Linked DNA regions of Homo sapiens: region 2 is linked to region 1. Evidence: read pairs that join two places in POLR2A ChIA-PET (ENCODE). Cell type or tissue: GM12878. All regions are shown on one strand. Each heading gives the region's core, and the rest is flanking DNA. Links, peaks and the distances in the headings are about the cores only.

What was found. Peaks named below come from ENCODE experiments on the same cell type or tissue, not always from the same donor. Only the 100,000 strongest peaks of a DNase experiment are listed, where the experiment ranks them.
Region 2: POLR2A ChIA-PET joins it to region 1 with 10 read pairs; 5 of 35 experiments call an interaction of 5 or more read pairs at or near these places.

What each region holds. Positions count from the first base shown.
Region 1 is chr6:37,770,879-37,781,473 of GRCh38, forward strand. No RefSeq gene overlaps it. Among named protein-coding and RNA genes, the nearest start is that of ZFAND3-DT, 43 kb to the right of the region's middle. RefSeq lists enhancers at 5,573-6,123, 6,191-7,122, 6,717-6,786. In GM12878, for the core only: no CTCF peak of the experiment used is centred there; a DNase peak (open chromatin) is centred at 6,563; H3K27ac peaks cover 1,658 bases.
Region 2 is chr6:37,826,135-37,836,729 of GRCh38, forward strand. All of the region lies in intron 1 of ZFAND3 (zinc finger AN1-type containing 3), which reads left to right. It also overlaps the pseudogene RN7SL285P. Among named protein-coding and RNA genes, the nearest start is that of ZFAND3, 12 kb to the left of the region's middle. In GM12878, for the core only: no CTCF peak of the experiment used is centred there; DNase peaks (open chromatin) are centred at 4,285 and 5,488; H3K4me3 peaks cover 430 bases; H3K27ac peaks cover 2,494 bases.

The DNA of each region.
Region 1 (10,595 bases), core at 1,586-9,585:
GCCCAGACTGGAGTGCAGGCGCTATCACAGCTCACTGCAGCTTCAACCTCCTGGGCTTAAGCAATCCTCACAAGCAATCCTCAGCTTCCCAAGTAGCTGGGACTATAGGCAAGCACCACCATGCCTGGCTACTTTTATTTTATTTATTTATTTTGAGACAGAGTCTCACTCTGTCGCCCAGGCTGGAGTGCAATGGCATGATCTTGGCTCACTGCAACCTCCACCTCCCAGGTTCAAGCGATTCTCGTGCTTCAGCCTCCCGAGTAGCTGGGACTACAGGCACATGCCACCATACCCGGGCTAATTTTTGTATTTTTAGTAGAGACAGGATTTCACCATGTTGGCCAGGCTGGTCTCAAACTTCTGACCTCAAGTGATCTGCCCGCCTCAGCCTCCCGAAGTGCTGGGATTACAGGCCTGAGCCACCATGCTCAGCCCCTGTATAAGTTTCCAAGAATGGCCATAACAACCCAAATTGGGTGGCTTAGAACAATAGATATGTACTGTCTCATAGTTCTGGAGGCAAGAAGTCGGAAATCAAGGTGTTGGCAGAGCTGCCCTCCCTCCAGGAGCTCCAAAGAGATGCCATTCCTTGCCTCTTCTAGTTTCTGGTGGCTCCAGGTGTTCTTTGGCTTGTGGCTGCATCACTCCCACCTCTGGCTCCATCTTCACATGCCCTTTCTCCTCTTCTCTGTGTGTCTCTCCTCTGTGCGTTGCTTATAGAACACTTGTCATCGGATTTGGAGCCCACCTGTGTAATCCAGGATGACCTTATCCAGGATACTTAATTATATATGCAAAGACCCTTTTTCCAAATAAGTTCATATTAGGCTGGGCACGGTGGCTCATGCCTGTAATCCCAGCACTTTGGGAGGCTGATGCGGGCAGATCACGAGGTCAGGAGTTCTAGACCAGCCTGACCAACATGGTGAAACCTCATCCCTACTAAAAATACAAAAATTAGCCAGGCATAGTGGCGCACACCTGTAATCCCAGCTACTCAGGAGGCTGAGGCAGGAGAATCACTTGAACCCGGGAGGTGGAGGTTGCAGTGAGCTGAGATTGTGCCACTGCACTCCAGCCTGGGTGACAGAGCAAGACTCCATCTCAAAAAAAAAAAAGGTTTATATTAAAACATCCACAGCCAGGCATGGTAGCTCACACCTATAATCCCAGCACTTTGGGAGGCCGAGGCAGGTGGATCATGAGGTCAGGAGATCGAGACCATCCTGGCTAACACGGTGAAACCCCGTCTCTACTAAAAATACAAAAAATTAGCCAGGCGTGGTGGCTTGCGCCTGTAATCCCAGCTACTCGGCAGGCTGAGGCAGGAGAATGGTGTGAACCCGGGAGGTGGAGCTTGCAGTGAGCTGAGATTGTGCCACTGCACTCCAGCTTGGGCGACAGAGTGAGACTCCATCTCCCAAAAAAAAAAAAAAAAAAAAAAAATCCACAAGTTTCAGGGTTTATAACATGGACATATCTTTTTGAGGGTCACCATTCAGCCCACGGCAGACACTTTGCTGGAAAAGGTGATAAGGTGAAAGTCGGTATTCTGAATAGTGGAACTACAGCCCTCTCCCTCTGCTCAGTTCTCAGTATGCTGGCAGTCGGGTTTATACCCTCAGGCAGGAGATTGGAGAATCTCTCCTTGGAGAAACTGACTGGCTCAAGAGAAAGTGTGTATATACTGACACTGGGCATCTGCCAAGGAAGCAGCTGGGTCCCCACCTGATCACCCTTCCATGAGGCCCACATAGTTGACAGCTTTCCCATGGAGCTGTCAAATGATTTCCTAGTAACCCACTTTTAAATATGAACAGACAGCAGGGATCATCACATGGGTACAGAAAGTCTCCAACTTGAAAGACAGAGACCAAAACAAACAGACAAAAAGGAAATATGAGAAAACATAAATTACGCAAGAAGCAGATTAAAACTTACATAATAAAAAAGCAATATAAACATTATTTGTGGAGAGATGAGACTATGTTATACCCATGAAATAAAAATAATATAAAAGGAAACAGAAAACAAGTGCTCTTAAAAATTAAAAATAATTTCAGGCCTGGCGCGGTGGCTCACACCTGTAATCCCAGCACTTTGGGAGGCCAAGGTGGGCGGATCACGAGGTCAGGAGATGGAGACCATCCTGGCTAACACGGTGAAACCCCGTCTCTACTGCAAATACAAAAAAAAATTGCCGGGCGTGGTGGCGGGCGCCTGTAGTCCCAGCTACTCAGGAGGCTGAGGCAGGAGAATGGCGTGAACGCGGGAGGCGGAGCTTGCAGTGAGCGGAAATGGCGCCACTGCACTCCAGCCTGGGCAACAGAGCAAGACTCTGTCTCAAAATAATAATAATAATAATAATAATAATAATTTCAAAGGATAATGGCTTAAAATCAATATAAAGGTTGAAAGATCAAGTTGTGGGACTCTCCCATGAAATAGAAAAAAACAAAACAAAGAGTGGGAATATGAGAGACAAAAATAAAAAAATCCAAAGATTAGTCAATTAAGTCTAACATAGGACTAATAAGAATATCAGAAAAAGAAGAACAGGCTGGGGAGCAGTGGCTCATGCCTATAATCCCAGCACTTTGGGAGGCTGAGGAGAGACGACTGGTTGAGCCCAGGAGCTCAAGAACAGCCAGGGCAAAATAACAAGACCCCATCTCTAAATAAGCAAGTAAGCAAGTAAGAAAAAGAACTGAGACTATAGAGGGAAAAAATAAGTAAAGAAATAATAAAAGAGGCGGACGCAGTGGCTCACGCCTGTAATCCCAACACTGTGGGAGGCTGAGGCGGATGGATCACTTGAGGTTAGGAATTCGAGACCAGCCTGCCCAACATGGTGAGACCCCGTCTCTGCTAAAAATACAAAAATTAGCTGGGCGTGGTGGCAGCCACCTGTAATCCCAGCTACTAGGAAGGCTGAGGCAGGAGAATGGCGTGAACCTGGGAGGCGGAGCTTGCAGTGAGCAGAGATCACGCCACTGCACTCCAGCCTGGGTAACACAGCAAGACTCTGTCTCAAAAAAAAAAAAAAAAAAAAAAAAGGAAAGCAAGCAAGAAAGAAATAATAAAAGAAAAATTTCCAGCACTAAAATACATGTTTGAGATTATCGAGAACAATGAACAGAGACCAATACAAAGCATACATCATTATGAAATTTCAAAACACTAGCGATAAAAAAGAAACCCTAAAAGCTTCCAGAGGGGGGAAAAAAATTGGTTACTTGCAAAGAAAAGGAAGTCAGAATGAACTCAGATTTTGTTTATCCATAAAAGTGGAAGCTAGAAGACAATTATCAATGTATTTTAAATTCTGAGGACATGGTTTTCTATCTAGAATTGTATACCCAACAAAACTATCAACCAAAGGGCAGGTAGAATAAAGACATTTTCAGGCTTGCAAGATCTCAACATATATGTCTCCTATAGACCCTTTCTCAAATCTTGGAAAATATGCTCCACTAAAAGGAGGAAGTCAATCAAGAAAGAGAAGATTTTATGGCCCAGGAAAGAAGGAATGCAACACAGGCGAAAGGTACATGGCATTTGTCAGATAAGTGTAAAGGGAACTCCCAGGATGAGAGCTGGGCAGCAGTCCCAGAGAAGAATCCATCCAGATTGAGTGGAGGACAGGACACTTCCAGAAAGATATCACTAAAAAGGAAACAAAATGGTTAGCATCTAATGTGTTTAAAAGTGTTAAAGAATTTGTCGGGGCCAGGTGCAGTGGCTCATTTTGTAATCCCAGCAATTTGAGAGGCTGAGGTGGGAGCATTGCTTGAGCTCAGGAGTTGGAGGCTAGCCTGGGCAACATAGGGAGACCCCATCTCTGAAAAAAAGAAAAAATTAAAACATTAGGCAGGCATGATGGTGCACACCTGTTAGTCCCAGCTACTCTGGGGGCTGAAGTGGGAGGATCACTTGAGTGGGAAGATCAAGGCTGCAGTGAGCCATGATCATACCACTGCACTCCAGCCTGGGCAACAGAGTGAGAACTTGTCTCAAAAAAAAAAAAAAAAAAAAAAGGATTTGTCAAATTTGTGATATATATAGGAAAAACTAAGATTTTTTTTTTTTTTTGAGATGGAGTCTTGCTCTGTCGCCCAGGCTGGAGTGCAGTGGCACAATCTCGCCTCACTGCAAGCTCTGCCTCCCGGGTTCACACCATTCTCCTGCCTCAGCCTCCTCAGTAGCTGGGACTACAGGCACCCGCCACCATGCCCGGCTAATTTTTTATATTTTTAGTAGAGACAGGGTTTCACTGTGTTAGCCAGGATGGTCTCGATCTCCTGACCTCATGATCTGCTCACCTCGACCTCCCAAAGTGCTGGGATTACAGGCGTGAGCCACCACACCTGGCCTAAGATTTTTTTTTTTTTTTTTTAACAGAGCCAGTAATTAACTCCACAGGAAGCAGGGTAATACAATTTTCAAAATGTAATCAGAGTCTACTTTTTGGCTCAACCATGAATAATATTTGCAAAATCATAATAAAATAAACATTGAATATTGATGTATTAAAATGTGAAAAAAAGTGGAGCCAGGTATGATGGCGCATGCCTGTAGTCTCAGCTACTCTGGCTGGGGTGGAAAGATCGCTTCAGTCCAGGAGTTAGAGGCCAACCTGGAAACGTAACAAGACCTTGTCTCTATTAAATTAATTTAAAAGATGGAATAAAATGATAAAACTACATTGGTGGAGAAAAAGTGGAGGGTTGGGTTTAGCAAACTTAACGTTTTCATCTTCCATACTATAAAGGCAATAGTTTATACTTAAAACTAAAACATCAATAGGAAAATAAGTATTTTTTTGCATAGAAATCTGAAAATACTAGGAAAAAACCAAAACAGTTAACACTTAAAAATGGCTGCCTCTCAGGAGCAGGACTGCAGGGTGCAGAAGGCCAGTGTGGAAATGGCTGTTTCATTATAAGCCTTTAAGTATTTGACTTTTTAACAATGTCTATGTATAATTGTAATTTATAAACATCAGTGAATATTAATATAATACTAACATGCCAGCCAAACAGAAATTAGTGAGATCGCTAATTTTTACTTCTACCTCCAGCTCTAATTCTCTGAGTCTTTTTTTGAGACAGAGTCTGGCTCTGTTGCCCAGGCTGGAGTGCAGTGGCACAGTTTCAGCTCACTGCAACCTCTGCCTCCCGGGTTCAAGCGATTCTCCTGCCTCAGCCTCCCGAGTAGCTGGGATTACAGGCGTGTGCCACTGTGCCTGGCTAATTTTTGTATTTTTTGTAGAGATGGGGTTTCACCAAGTTGGCCAGGCTGGTCTTGAACTCCTGACCTCAACTGATCTGCTCACCTTAGCCTCCCAAAGTGCTGGGATTACAGGCATGAGCCACCGCACCCGGTCCTCTGAGTCTTCTGTGCCTGATTCTAGCTGTGCCTCAATGCTCTTTGTTCCTCTATCCTCTTCCCACCTCTTCTTTCCTCTCTTCACTCCCTCCTATCTCCCCACTCCCACCACACCCTGACACCATGCTCCTGCCAGTCAGTGAATCTCGGGAGCTGCCATAGTGCCCCCAACTCCCCTCTTACCTCTGGCTTGTCGTCCCCGCCCCCTTGATCTCACCCGCAGTTCAAGGGCTGAACTGAGTGGGCATGAGCACGAAGGCTGTTGTCCGCAGGCCGGGGGCCTATCATCTCCTGAGCCTGTCTTTATGTAAAAGGCTGGTATTCGGTTCTTCATTGTATTAGTTTCTTATTGCTGCTGTCGTAAATTACCACAAACCTAGTGCCTTAAAACAACACAAGTTTATTAGTTCCCAGTTCTGTAAGTCACAGTCTGACACCGGTCTCACTGAGCTAAAAACAAGGTGTCAGCAGGACTTCATTTCCTTCTGGAGGCTCTGGGGGAACATCTGCTTTCTCGCCTTTTCTAGTTTCCAGAGGTTGCTTGCAGTCCTTGGCAGTGGCCTCCAAACGTCTTCAAAGCCAGGCGAGTCTTTCTCACACCATACTTCTCTGACTCTACTTCCGCCATGACATTTCTTTCCCCGATTCCAACTCTTCTGCCGCCCTCTTCTGCTTTTAAGGACCCTTATGATTACATTGGCTCCACCTGGACAACTCAGGCTCCTCCCCCTACCTCAAGGTCTGCTGATTAGCAACCTTTCTTCCGCCTGCACCCGATCTCCCCTTTGCCATATAATTTAGCATATTCACGAATTTTAGAGCACGTAGACCTCTTCAGGAGGGGGGCATCATTCTGCCCGCCACAATCACAGATCTTGTTTTGCATTAATTTTGATTTTTAAAACTAGCTCATTCAAGTATTAAGTCTCTTAATTGCTGAGTTTTTTGGCACCCCTAAAATTTGATGCCTGAGGTGAGTGAGGCACCCTCATCCAGGCCCTGTCTATCTTTCTTTCTTGGCCCACCCCTTCCATCCTCAAGCCCAGCCCAGCCAAGCATCTTGCACCTCAGGCTGCCCAGGATCCAGCCAAGTTCTGCAGGTGGTTTCCCAACCGCATGCATTTCTCTGCTCCGGTTTCAGAAGTGGGGGCTCAGGCTCTCAGGCTGCCGAGTCAAAGATGGGAAGAGAAAATGTTCGATTTCTCCTGGGCCCCAGGGAGGAGTCAGGCCCCAGTCACTAGACACCTGATCCTCCCCTCGTGGCTGCAGAGACAGCAGCCTTAAGGCTGGCCACAAGCAGCGGGGCCTGAAGCTGGAGGAGCGGGGAGGAGAGTTGAAAGAGGATCCTAGCACTGCTTGAAGGTCATGGGCAGCCAGCGGGTGTCTGGGCCACCACAGTGGGGGATACTGGAAAGCTGATGTGGCTCTCACACTGGAGAGGCCCCTGGGAGGTAGAGGGCGTGATTCCCAGCCATCCTAGCAATGTCACAAAGGAGACTGCTGTGTTGTGGGGGGACGGGGGAAGACTGGGAGGGGAGAGGAAAACTGGGAGAGGAGTGGGTCTTCCTGAGGCTGTGGGGGAAGGGGAGTGGCTACCAAACATTCTGCAATGGAGACAGTGCGTACCTGAGTTCTCAGGAAGGTGGGGAGGGGGTGGTAGAAGGAGAAGGGCAAGTAGAACCAGCATGCCGCCGTAACTTACACCTCTCCATGAGCCTGCAAAGCCACCCTCATGGGGAGGCCATGCACTTGAGACCCTACCCTTACATAAAACTTTCAAGTCCCCAGAGCACCTCAACATTCTCATCTGATTCCCACAACCCCAGGAGGCAGGCAGGAGCACCCCCATTTTACAGATGAGGAGGCTCCATGCAGTGACTTCCCACTTTCATCATGGCTCAGAGAGCCCCCACATCTCCCAGCTCCTCCTCTTTGCCTCCTGGCTTCTCTTCCTAGAAGGAAAGGGAGTGTGATGGAGAAAACTGGGGAAGAGGTGAGGGTCCCTGGGCCAGATAAGAGACAAACACCACCACCATTGCCACCCCTAACAACAAAGTGTCTGACTCCAGGAGTTACTGTGCAGGAAAATGCCAAGCTCAACACATCCTCCTGGAGTCAGCACTCCACGGAACTGGCATGAGGATTTTAGGGGCTCCTCCCCTACTGTCCTCCATCCATAACTGCTCAGAACTGCCTGGTGCCCCCTTGCTACCCACATCCACCACTACTGAGGGCCAGACTGTGGGGTCCAGTGTCACTGGTTAAGGCTCCTGTCACCCCATCCCCTGGGGCAAAGGTTGGGCCAGATGCCTCCTCCTTCTACCCTCTGGGTCTCCCTCACCACCTGCTTCAGGGGCCCCTCACTTTCCCAGAGAATGCCCCAGAGATGGAGTTCCCCACTCAGGCCCACAGGCCTACAGACCTCATCTTGCTGGCAGGGCACATTGAGGAAGGGGGTTTCAGAAAAGGTGGTTTCTCTGAATACATTGTGCCCACTCCTTCACTTCATTTTATAGCACTGTACCCAGAGCACTGCCAGCCACATGGCAGGGACTTGGCAAATACAGTATTGATTAATTTACTTCTCTCTCCCTGCCGTGGCAGAGACCCCAGGAAGAATTTGCCCCCTCAAGTGGTCTTGGGGGCAGGCTCAGATATTCAGAAGGTGATGGGATCTCCCTGGGTCCTGCCAGCATGGAAAGCCCTCCTTATGTGCCCAGCATGGCCTGGTGGGAGGCAGCAAGATGGACAAGCTGCCCTCAGAGGCAGGCATGACTGGCAGCTCCCATCAGCAGCTGCCGGTGTTCTCAATGAAGTGAGGTGATAGAGGAGGTCTCCCTTCTCCCTCCCTGCCCCAGGGCTGGCTGGGCCCTCTAAATGTGTCAAATGAGAACCAGGTGCAAATTAAGTGACTGAGGCACAAAGGCATTGAAGTTGGTATTTCCCATCCGAGGTACTGAGGCAAGGTCACTGGGAATCATTAACAGGTGGAGAGAGGGAGGAAGTGGGGCTATTCAGACAGAGGCTGAGAGGCCAGAGGGAAAAGGGTAGGGTGGAGGGGGAGGGAAGAAGGGAAATTTGCACACCATGAAAGGGGAGGGGAGAGAAGAGACTTGGCCCCAGTACCCTCAGTGGGTGAGCTTGGCATGGCCGCCTTGAGGCTGAGGGCTGCCTGTGCTCTGGAGCAGGTGGGGCGGTTTGTAGCATGAACAGAGGTTTCTCTGATCCTCCAGCTGCCTGGATCCCTTATTGCCCAGGGGTGGTGGCCTGGGAGGCTGCCCAGAAGGGCTGGTGACCTGAGGGGCTGGAGGTCCTGGGCCAGGCCCCCCAAGGTCATGCCAGCTGGCCCTCCCCTGGGCCCAATCAGAGGCTTGGAGTGCACAGCTGCCAACTTATGACTCAGAGGACCTGAGTAATTGACCCACAACTAATCACTAATGGTTTGCATATTTTGCATTTACTTTACATTCTCCTGGGGGTCTCTCTGCAATCACTCCCTACAGGCCCCTCCCCCTGCCCCCATCCCCCGTCCTTCTGTCTCCCTGCTATTTCCTCCAGGCCCAGACCCACAGACCCCCATCTCCTGTCCCTGCTCTCTCACCTGGGATCAGATAGGGCAGGTCATGGGTGGGAACATCCAAACTCCATCCTCTCTGACTTGAGGGCGCAGCAAGGGCAGCTAGGGGCACCTTGGGAGTGGCCAAGATCTGTCTGATAATTAATCTTCCTGCTAATGGAGGCTTCTCTGCCATCAGGGCTTTTAAGGAAACTCAGGGAAGTCCTTTAGTGCCATCAGCGCTGTCTCTGAGGTCCATAGGGGGCTCATTAGCAGCCCTCCACCTCACAGTTAGTGGCCCCTCCTCCAAATGGCTGCAGGAAGGGAGGAGAGCAGCCCAAGGCCCTGAGTGGAACTACTGCAGCCTGAACTGCTTCCCCACTACACCCCCCGCCAAATCTCTGAAGTGGAGTGAAGCGGCTCCTGCCTCTCTTCCAAAGTACTCCCCTTAGCTAGAAAGGACCTATCCTAGACAAGGAAAGCAAGGTCCAGAGAGGCTGAGTGATTTGCCCGAGGCCACCCAGGCAGCGGGACAAGCTGAACTGCAGTCGGCTGTAACCTCCTAACCTCAGGTCTCCTCTACCTCCATCCCTAACATGGGGAAAGGCAGCCCTTTCTCCAAGGGCTTTGGAAGGCAGGCAGGCCACTGATCCAGTTGGGACTGACCCCCAGGCCAGAGGCCAAATGGGATGACCCCTGGGAGTTTCCCATCATCCCAGGATGCTGGGGTTCTTTAGTACATTGAACCAGACCTCTTTCACTTTCAGGACAGGCTGTAAAGCTCTCCATTGTTTGTCACAGCAGTTTAAGGCCAAAGAGGCCTCTCTCAGTGAGAAATCAGGTGCAGAGTGGGGTGGTGGGCAGCAGCCCTTTTGGGGCTGCCCAAAAGGAAGGATCGGGCACAGAGGGCTGCAGTTTCCACCTATTCTACAAACAGGAGCACCCCCCTGAGCTAGACCCTCTGCTGGGTGTGAGAAGTCCCAGGAGTGAAAGAGACGTGTTTTACTTTCAGTAAATAACTGATCAAAATGGATGGAGTGATTTGCAGCAAATCTTTTAAAGTATTCTGGGATTCAGTTTCCCCATCTTGTTTTGTTTGTTTGTTTTTGAGACAGAGTCTTGCTCTGTTGCCAGGCTGGAGTGCAGCGGCACGATCTCAGCTCACTGCAAGCTCTGCCTCCCAGATTCAGGTGATTCTCCTGCTTCAGCCTCCCGAGTAGCTGGAACTACAGGTGCACACCACCACGCCCGGCTAATTTTTGTATTTTTAGTAAAGACGGGATTTCACCACGTTGGCCAGGACGGTCTCGATCTCTTGACCTCGTGATCTGCTCACCTCAGCCTCCCACAGTGTTGGGATTACAGATGTGAGCCACCACGCCCGGCCTCCCCCACATCTTTAAGATGGGAATCTGATCTGATGCTCGAGGAAGCCTGAAAGGCCACAGAGAATCAAGTCTCAGGGAGCAGCCACAGATGCTGCCTATTGCCACAGATGCAGATGATTCACAGATTGGAGAAACAACAATATAATTCTGCAGCACAGTACCAGCCATGGGAGTGCTCGAGAAATGGTCATGGGTACTCTTAATATTACTTTGTGGTGGTGGTGATTGCTTTTTGTTTTTTTGAGACGGCGTCTCACTCT
Region 2 (10,595 bases), core at 1,151-9,150, 55 kb after region 1:
TAAGGTTGATATCTCAGCAAAGCTACTTGAAGGAAGTGATTGGTCTTGACCCAGCACTTGTAATGCAGTACTTACAAAATCATCCAGATTCTGGCTTTTTGGATTTCGTGGGACTTTGTGTCAGAGTGGTTTTCAAAAGAGGGCCTTCATTCCAACTGTGTGGATGACACTGATGTTACTCAATTTTTCTAGGGTTTCTGAGGAACAGCGATCCTGCTCTGGGCTGGGTCCCTGTGTAACAAGATTACATTGCTGAGTGAGATATTTAAACATAAGACATTTCCTGTAAGTGTCATATGCAGAAAAGGAGGTTAAGGAACTTTATTTACAGTGTCTTGGCTGGATGCTGTGGCTGGCGGCTGTAAACCCAGCACTTTGCGAGGCCAAGGCGTGAGGATCACTTGAGGTCAGGAGTTTGAGACCAGCCTGAACAACATGGTGAAACTCCGTCTGTACCAAAAATAAAAAAATTAACTGAGGTGGTGGCATGCTCCTGTAGTCTCAGCTACTTGGGAGGCTGAGGCAGTAGATTCGCTTGAATCCAGGAGGCAGAGATTGTAGTGAGCTGAGATTGTGCCACTGTACTCCAGTCTGGGCAACACAGTGAGACTCCATCTCAAAAAAAAAAAAAAAGTGTCTAATAATCAGAATCTAAAACTGTATCCTAGAATGGCACTGCCCAGTATGGTGGCCATTAGCTGTAAGTAATAATTTAAATTCAGATTAAAGTTAAAAATGTGGTTTCTCAGTCACAGTAGCTACTTTTAAGTACTCACTAGCTCAGTAACTAGTGATTACCCTATTGAGGAACACAGATATACAACATTTTCATCCTTCAAGAAAGTTATGTTGGACAGTGCTGTTCTAGAATGTTGACTGATGGGCAGCCAGAATTTTCAAGCCTGTTTTCTTGTGGGCTCTCTAGATCCCTTTTTTTCTTACATTCTGAACATGAGGGACTTAGCTAATTTAGCTCTAAATTTCTTTCCGGCCCTAACATAGTTTATTTCCACTGGGAGAAGCAATGCTATTGTTAATCCAGATTACTGGGATGTGTTCCTTTGGTCAGGAATGGGAATTAACATTTCAGTAATGGGAATTATAATGTAGTCTGTAATTTGAACCTTTTTTGAAGTGTTACTTTTGAGTCAGACATTTTAGCTCTTTTAGCACTGTTAAACTGGCAACCTCAGCGGCTTGTACAGGGAGGTATTGGTCTAACAATCAGTTTCTTTTTGGTTCAAAGAATTTTTGAAGCTACTCACCTTTTTGAAAGTTGATAGGTTGTAGATAGGCTCTAGTTAGCTTTTATGACTTTTGTGGAGGAAAAATATTTGTTTTCACAAATGTAAATCTCATGGCAGCTTTTTATATGTGATTAGGGATAAGTGCATTGGATTTTCTGGTAAATTCAGGTTACCATATATAGAGAAAGGTGGGGTATATTGGAATTTCCAGCAGTAGTGGACAAAACCAAACTGATCTGTGATGCACCCAGGCTAATAGAAATAAGTGAATGAAAATGCATGTCATCCATGAGGCTGAGGGACAGAGCTGCAACAGTGCCAGGCACCTGAAGTTTTGGCTACAGCTATTAACTCGAGGGATGATGTACTAGCTAACTACATCTGTTCATTTAGCTGTACCAGATGTCCCATATCATAGGCAAGTTCGAATTTATTAGGGCAGAAGAATGTCCTGGGAGAGGTCATTGATGCCACTTGCTACCGCTCTGGCCTTGGATGGAAGAGGAGGGCCAAGCCACACCAGAGCATTTTGTTTCCAGGTTGTGGATAAGCTCTAGTTAGCTTTATTGATACTTTAGTCATTACCTGGCAGAGTGAGGTTGGTGATGTACTTAGGACCTTTTTGGGAGTGTCTTTTCTCATTTATTTCTGCTGAAGTAGAGTGGTGTGGAGGAACAGCTGTTGATGTATCTGCTTCTTGGACTCTTACACACTGATAAGTTGAAGTGCAGTTGCATAAAATAATCACACTCACAGCCACACTTCCTGGAAGGAGAAACATTCTGACCGTTCAAGAATATCACAAACACTCTTCCTGTAGTCAGCTTCTTTGTCCAGGCACTTGGTTTTATTCATTTATTTTTTACAAGAAAGTAAAAAAAAATTTCTGTGGCTTATGGTACCTAACTGGAAGAGTGGAGGCAGGAAGTTGAGGAACACAGAGTGGGTGGTGGGCTTTGCTGTCAGTTCTGTGCTTTGAAAGCTTTTATCTATTTCAGATCATAATTTTTTAATGGCAGCCCTTTCTAGGATGCTTTCGGCAGAAAAATGTACTGGCAAAATCGTCTCCTGAAAAGATTTACGATGAGACACATAAAGTACATTGAGTAGTATAGTTATTCTTAAACTAGTCATAAGAGTATTAACTAGCAATAAATAATAAAAAATAAACCAGAGGTAGGAGAAGGTATGGTGATTTCAATGTGAGTTGCTTTTGGATTTATGATTTCTTGGTTTCTGTGCCTAAGGAGGCATGGATGGTATTATTTTCTTTTCTTTTTTTTTTGAGACGGAGTCTCGCTGTGTCGCCCAGGCTGGAGTGCAGTGGCGCCATCTTGGCTCACTGCAACCTCTGCCTCCCGGATTCAAGCCGATTTCTTCTGCCTCAGCCTCCCGAGTAGCTGGGACTACAGGTGCCTGCCACCACACCCGGCTAATTTTTTGTATTTTTAGTAGAGACGGGGTTTCACCGTGTTAGCCAGGATGGTCTCAATCTCCTTACCTCGTGATCCGCCCGCCTCGGCCTCCCAAAGTGCTGGGATTACAGGCATGAGCCACTATGCCCGGCCTGGATGGTATTATTCTTTTTCTTCAGTTGCTGCTGAAATCTAAAAAAACCAGGTTTTTCAAGTCCTTATGTGTTCGTGTGTGAAACTTTGCTTGTACATACAAAATTTTTACATTGTTTAACTTTACTGCATGCAGTTTAGTTTGCCTTTTCCTTTTAATATAACTTAAAGGTATTCTCTTACGAAGTGGAGAACTGTTCTGTGGACTGATCAGCAGTGGGTTTGAGCCTGTAAATCGCCACTGCACTCCAGCCTGGGTAACATAATGAGGCTTTGTTGCTTTAAAAAAAAAAAAAGTGGAGGATGCCAGACTTGGTGGCTCATGCCTGTAATCCCAGCACTTTGGGTGGCTGAGGTGGGCAGATCACCTGAGGTCAGGAGTTCGAGACCAGCCTGGACAACATGGTAAAACCCCATCTCTACTGAAAATACAGAAATTAGCTGGGCTTAATGGCCTGCGCCTGTAATCCCAGCTACTCGGGAAGCTGAAGCAGGCGAATCACTTGAATCAGGAGGTGGAGGTTGCAGTGAGCCAAGATTGCACTACTGCACTCCAGCCTGGGCAATAGAGTGAGACTCCGGCTCGAAAAATGAAATGAAATAAAATAAAATAAATGGAGAAGTGTTTTTGTATATTGACCCACAAAAATACTTGCATGTAGAAACTTTTAATTTTTTTTATTGATTTGGGAGGACATGTTCATGTAGTCTCTGAGGCCTGAGTTCCCTGTTTCTGTGGATCAGTCACTGTTAACTAGCTCACCCTGTTCCCCCAACCTCACCCATGCTGTAGCACTTCCAATATGTGCTTAAAACCGTGCATTTTATTTGTAAGGCTGATGATCTTCTTCAGGGAATATTGAGCAGGATCTATTAAGGAACAGTTGCTTTGACTTAAATGAAAAAGTCTTTGCAACTGACAGATAAAATCTTGAGTGAAAATGTGTGGAGTACTGCACTCTTGTATAGTAGGATCTCTTTAGGGGATCTCAAAAATCCTGATCTGTGGAAGTGTATGTCCCTACAAACTGCATTTTCTTACCCTTGGTTTTAAACTTTCTAGGATTATATATTCTAATATGATAGTTGAAAGCCACCAAATTTACCTAAATAGTTTTCATTCTAAATAAATTAGATTTTTACATTGTGTGTGTTTTTGGTTGGAGTTAGGGACAGGAAGAGTAGACTGTTGGTTTTGTGTTTAAAGTTGCGGTGCAGAAAAGTCATTGGACAGAGATCTGTGTAATTTGGAGGTGAGTTGGAAGGGAAAGGACACAGAAGGTGGTCAAAGGGGAAGACTGGGGCAAGGGGGATGAGGATGGGGACACACAGAGGAAAGTAGAATGGTGGGATTATAATTGGGAATGAAGTTGCTTTGTGGCCACCATCGTTTAGTCAAACTGTGAGAGGTGGTCTCATCTGTAAGGCTAGAGTAATTAATGTGAAAAGGTGGTGGTTAGGGTGAATGAGATGTTCTGTCTTTTCTTGAAGTGTGGTATGTGAGTCCCCTGGGACCTTACAGGAAAGTGCTAATGATCACAGGATGACAGCTGAGATACAGATTCCAAACTAAAGTTTAGTGGAAATAGCAGCAGCTTTCAGCAAAATTGGTGTTCCATCATTTTAGAAACCCACGGGCTCTTCTGCTAAGACCATAGATACCTTCTTAGCCAGTTAAAGAAAAATGCTTCATGGTTTCTCTTTGCAGCAGGCCATGGAGACTCAACCTACCTTTCTTTTATTGATATTGCCACAACCTATTAATTCCATTCCTTGGGATTGATTTTTCTTCTCTCCTCTTTCCCCCATGCCTGGTGGGGAATTCAACAGTCTTGCCCATCGTCTGTTTAACTTGCTCTTCTTAGAAAAACAACTCACACAAGCCCTTCTTTTTTAAAAGATTTTACAGTGAATACATATGGGGAAGTTACATTAGATCTTAAAGAATTTAACAGTAGTATTTCCTGGGGAATGGGACCTTTTCTTATTTGCTGAGAGGCTGATGAAGGGCCCCCTTTCTCGTCTATCCCAAACTCCTCCAAAACTCCGAAGATGAAGGGCATACTGATCTCTTATCTCCAGAAAACCAGCTGAACCAAGTGGCTAGGCATGGGTTTTGGAATCAAAGATCTGGATTGGAATCAAAGACGTGAGTTTACCTCTGTGTCTCTTTATCTTTAAAAAAATAGTATCTTAGAGTTGGCTTTGAGATTTAATGAGCTCTGATGCCTCTCAAGCCCTTGCCACAGAGCCTGGTCATGGTAATTACATTTATTAAAGGCCAGCTTCCCAACTTGAAAGAAGGAGCACTGATGGCAGATTAGTAAATACAGAACTATCTTACCTCATATGGGAAATTTGCATTTATAGTGATCTCCAGACTGATGCCACCTTATTAATTGGTGAAGTTTCTGACCAGCTTTTGGCCCCTTTGGCCATTTTCCAGAGCCAGTCCTTTTTCCAGCAAGTGTTAAGCACTCTATTGTGTGTCTTGAGCTATGCTAGGCAAGAGATACCTTGGTCTGGCTTCTGCCCTGAGAAAGCTCACGGTCTAGAAGGGGAGATGGATCAATAAACTGACAAAACAGTGTTCGAGAAGTGCTCTGGGAGATCACTGAGTATTGTGAGAACTCTAATGGGCAGCTTACCTAGATGGGAACTGAGGGCGGCCAGGAGAGCTTCTCATGAGTTAGGTTTGAGCTAGATATGAAAGACGAGCAGAAGTTAACCACATGAAGATGGTAAGGAGGGGATTTCTGGGCAGAGGGAACAGCATGTACAGAGAGGCACAGAGGAATGGGAAAGTGTGCTGAATTAAGAGAGGTGCAAACACAAGTCCATATGTTAGCTGCAGTGTATGGCAGGAGGCAAGACAAACCTGGGGAGATGAGCAGGGGCCAGTTATGAAGATACTTCATTGCTGCACTGTTGAACTTAAGGATCAGGAAGCAACTGGGAAGCATTTAAAGATTTTAAGCATGGATAACAGATGATATTTATAATATGTTTCAAAAAAGTTAATGTGGAGGATGCATTGGAGTGTATAGGCAGAGAGACCAGTTAGAGCAATTAAACCTTTTTGGACCATGGATCCCTTTGGCAATCTGGTGAAGTCGTGGACCCCTTCTGAGAATAATGCATAAAACAAAACACTTGTAATTACAAAGGAAACCGGTTAGCCTGTGGACCATGGGAGCCTGTGGACCCTAGATAAAGTAACCCTGGGAGAAGGCAGCAGTAGGGGGCTGAAAATAATTGTAGGCTGGCAGTGGGGAGTGAAGAGGGGGCTTAAGTTTAAGAGCAGCGACAGATTGGATGGTGGGGAGTGGTGGTAAAGGAGAAGAGAGGCAGCAGGGTCTGACATGGACTGCAGGATGGAAGATGATGTCAGGTCACTTGCGGTGGGTGTAGAAGTTCTTTCACTTACAAACTCTAGATATGAAAGGTCATTTGTGAATTCATCTATTCCTAAATCCAAAGTGAAATTGGAGAAGCAACTAGTAGTGCCCTCTGTCAGTGGTATGCATTGTTTTGTACAGTAGGAAAAAGTTCATGCTTTGGAAGTTCTTAAGTTGAAGTGATTCAGTGAATTTGTACTAGAAGATGGTAATGGGTGGTGAGAGAGATGATTAGTTTTAGACAGGTTAAGTTTACTTACTGGTGAATTATAGACAGCTTATAAGACAGTTTCTTGCTTTGCTTTGCTTTTCTCTTCCCTTCCCTCCCCCTCTCCCCTCTCTCCTCGACAGGGTCTCGCTCTGTTGCCCAGGAGGCTAGAGTGCAGTGACAGGATCATAGTTCACTGTAGCCTCGAACTCCTGGGCTTAAGTGATCCTTCTGCCTGAGCCTCTGAAGTAGCTAGGACTACAGGTGCATGCCACCACACCTGCCAAATTTTAAAGTTTTTCTTTTTTTTTTGTAGAGATGGGGGTCTGTCTCTGTTTCTCAAGCTGGTTTTGAACCTCTGGCCTCAAGTGATCCTCCCGTCTTGGCCTCCCAAAACATTGGGACGGGCGTGATCCCACTACTGATGAGCACAGGAGTTTTGACCTGCTCCATTTCTAACCTGGGCCAGTTCACTCCTCCTTTGGTAACCTGATGGTCCTTTGTTCATGGCAGGTCACCATATTGATGCTGAATTTAGTGTGGACACCTGATCAGCATAATGCAGTACTGCCCAGAACTCCTGGGCTCAAGCAGTCCACCTCAGCCTCCCAAGTAGCTGTGACTACAGGCATGCTACCATTGTATCTTTTTTTATGTGAATTTTTTATTGAAATATAAATAATGAAAAATACATGAATCTTCAGTGTATAGCTAAATGAATTTTCACAAAGTGAATATGCCTGTGTAACCAGAAATAGCTAACAAGAAATAGCATTTCCGGCCCCCAAGAATCCCTCTTCCTGTCCTCTTCCAGTAACTGCTCCCTTCCTCTCTCAGGGGTAATCACTATCCCAACTTGTACCATCACAGATTACTTACAATTTTTTTCTTCTTAGATGTTTTTCTACTTTTTAATTGAAGTATGACTTAGTTTACTGCAAACATTTCAAGTGTGTACTTTGGTAGATTAAAAAAAATAGACTTCATGGCCGGGCACGGTGGCTCACACCTGTCATCCCAGTACTTTGGGAGGCCGAGGCAGGCAGATCACTTGAGGTCAGGAGTTAGAGACTAGCCTGGCCAACATAGTGAAACCTCGTCTCTACTAAAAAATACAAAAATTAGCTGGGCGTGGTGGCGAGCGTCTGTAGTCCCAGCTACCCGGGAGGCTGAGGCAGGAGAATCACTTGAACCTGGGAGGTGGAGGCTGCAGTGAGCCAAGATTGCGCCACTGCACTTCCAGCCTGGGCGACAGAGTGACACTGTCTCAAAAAAAAAAAAAAAAAAAGGACTTCATTTTTGAAAAGGAGTTTCAGGTTTACAACAAAATTTACTAGAAGGTAAAAAGAGAGAGTTCCCATATACCCTTTAACTGTCTACACACACAGCCTCCCCTACTATCGACATCTCACATTAGTGTGGAACATTTTATAGAATTGATGAACCTACAGTGACACATCATTATCACTCAAAGCCCATAGTTTGCAGTGGGATTCACTCTTGGTGGTGGTATATTCAGTGGATTTTGACAATGTGTAATGAATCTACCATTATAATGTCATATAGAACATTTCACTGCCGTAAAAACCCTCTCTGCTCTGCCTGTTCATCTCTCCCTTCTCTTCAACCTTTGGCAACAACTTTTCATTGTCTCCCTAATTTTGGCTTTTCCAAAATTTCATATTGTTGGAATCATACAGTATGTAGCCTTTTCAGATTGACTTCTTTTATATAGTAATAAGCATTTAAGTTCCTTCCATGTCTTTTCATGGCTTGCTAGCTCATTTTTAGTGCTGAATAATATTCCAGTGTCTGAATTATACTACAGTTTATCCACTTACCTACTGGAAGACATCTTGATTGCTTCCAAGTTTTGGCAATTATGAATAAGGCTGCTAGGAACATCTGTGTGCAGGTTTTTGTGTGGACATAAGTTTTCAGCTCATTTGGTTACATACCAAGGAACACAACTGCTGGATCATATGATAAGAGTATGTTTAGTTTTGTAAGAAACTGCGAAACTCTAACAAATGATTGTACCATTTTGCATTCCTATCAGCAGTGAATGAGAGTTCCTGTTGCTCCATATCCTTGTCAGCATTTGGTGGTGTTGAATGCTGACACTATATGATACATATGCATATATCATTATGTATATATAATGATATATGCTCATATGCATATATCATTATGCATATATAATGATATATGCTCATATATGCATATATCATGCATATATAATGATATATGCTCATATGCATATATCATTATGATATATGTGTGTATGCATGTATGTTTCAAAAAAAAAAACTAGATACTACCAGTTTTCAAAAATGATTATATCGGTTTACATTCATACCACCAGTATATGAGAGTTCCGGTTAGTCCACATTTTGTCAATAGTTGCTGTTGATGGTCACTTTCATTTTGGTTGTATAAAGTTATTGCATTTTTCTTTTAATTTATATTTCTCTGATGACTAACAAAATAGAGCATCTTTTTTCATTGGCCATTTGGCTAAACTTTGTTGTGAGGTGCCTGTTTAAGCATTTTGCTTACGTTTCTATTAGGTCATCTGCTTTTTTCTCATTCATTTGTAAGAGGTTTTTGTTTTGTTGTTGGAGATAGAGTCTCACCACTCTCTCCCAGGCTGGGGTGCGGTGACAGAGTCATGGCTCATTGCAGCCTCAGCCTATGGGCTCAAGTGATCTTCCTGCCTCAGCCTCCCATGTAGCTGGGACCCCAGGTGTGTGCCACCACACTCAGCTAACTTAAATTTTTTGTAGAGACAGGGTTTCACCATGTTGCCCAGGCTGGTCTTGAACTCCTGGGCTCCAGTGATCCTCCTGCCCCAGCCTCCCAAAGTGCTGGGATTACAGGCGTGAGCCACCATGCCTGGCCTGTAAGAGTTTTTTTTTTTTTTTTTTTAAATGTATTCTGGATGAGTCCTTTTTTAGATAGCATGTACATGTACTGTATGGTTTTGTATTATTTTAAATCCTTTTTTAAAAAAATTATAAAATGAGTGTATTTGTGTGGTAAAAAATTTAAACACATAAATGGGTATATTATGAAAAGGATGTCTCCCTCCTAGTTTTAGTCCCTTACTGGGAGACCATAGCCTTAGTCCCACTTAGTCATGGTTATGTTCTTTTGAGTATGTTTCCTATGCATGTACTGCATTTGTTCTTTTTTTTAACACAAATAGCATACGACACACTATTCCGGAACCACCTCAGTTTTTTCAGTTAACGTATCTTGGAATTCTTTCCAAATGAGCATATACATTTCTAGCATCCTGTATAATAAATGGCAGAACAGTATTCCAGTTAGGTGCATGTACCAGATTTTATGTAATCAGTTTATCTAGTTCCTTCTTGATGAGTATTATTATGCTACAAAAGTAGCATGAAATATGTTGAATTTTAGGGCTTATGGACAATCTAAGTGTGAAAATGCCTTAGGTGTCTGAATTAGGAGAGAGGATGAGCTAGGGCTTTATCATTTAGGGTGACATGAGTGTGTATTGTCATAACTGAAGCCAAGGGAGCAGGTAGAGTCACATAAGAAGTATTGTTAGATCAGTGATTCTCTGTGGGATAGAAATGGAGTTGTCAGAATCACTTCGGGAGTCTTTTCTAAAAAACACATTACTCATGCTTTCCCTAGCCCCAGTTTAGTGGGTCCACGATAAGGTTTGGATAGTTCATCCTTGACCTTTTTTCTTTCATCTCTTGAAAAAGTGTCACTTTCTTTTGAGACCCAGTGGTATAGAGTGAAAAGATAACTAAGGATGGAACCCTGAGGAACACAGGTAGAAAAAGATGAGTTTGGAAAGGAGTTGGATACACTGAGATAGGAGGTAAATCAGGTGAGTATAAGGTTAGTGAAACCAAAGGAGGTGATATTTCAATGAAGAAATGGCAGTAGGTTCATGCTGCAAAGAATGGTCAAGTTAAGATGATAATTGAGACATCTCTGCTCCTTGAAGGTCCTAGAAGAACTTGAGTAATGCTTTTAAAGTCATGTTAGTGCCTCTCAGCAGTATTCTGGCCCAGCATGGTACCAGGGTATGTTTTGTGAAAAATTGTTGTAATTACATCCTATGTGTACCAGAAATGAACATCTTTCATTAATCATTCATGAATCTAACCATCATGAATTGAAACTTCTC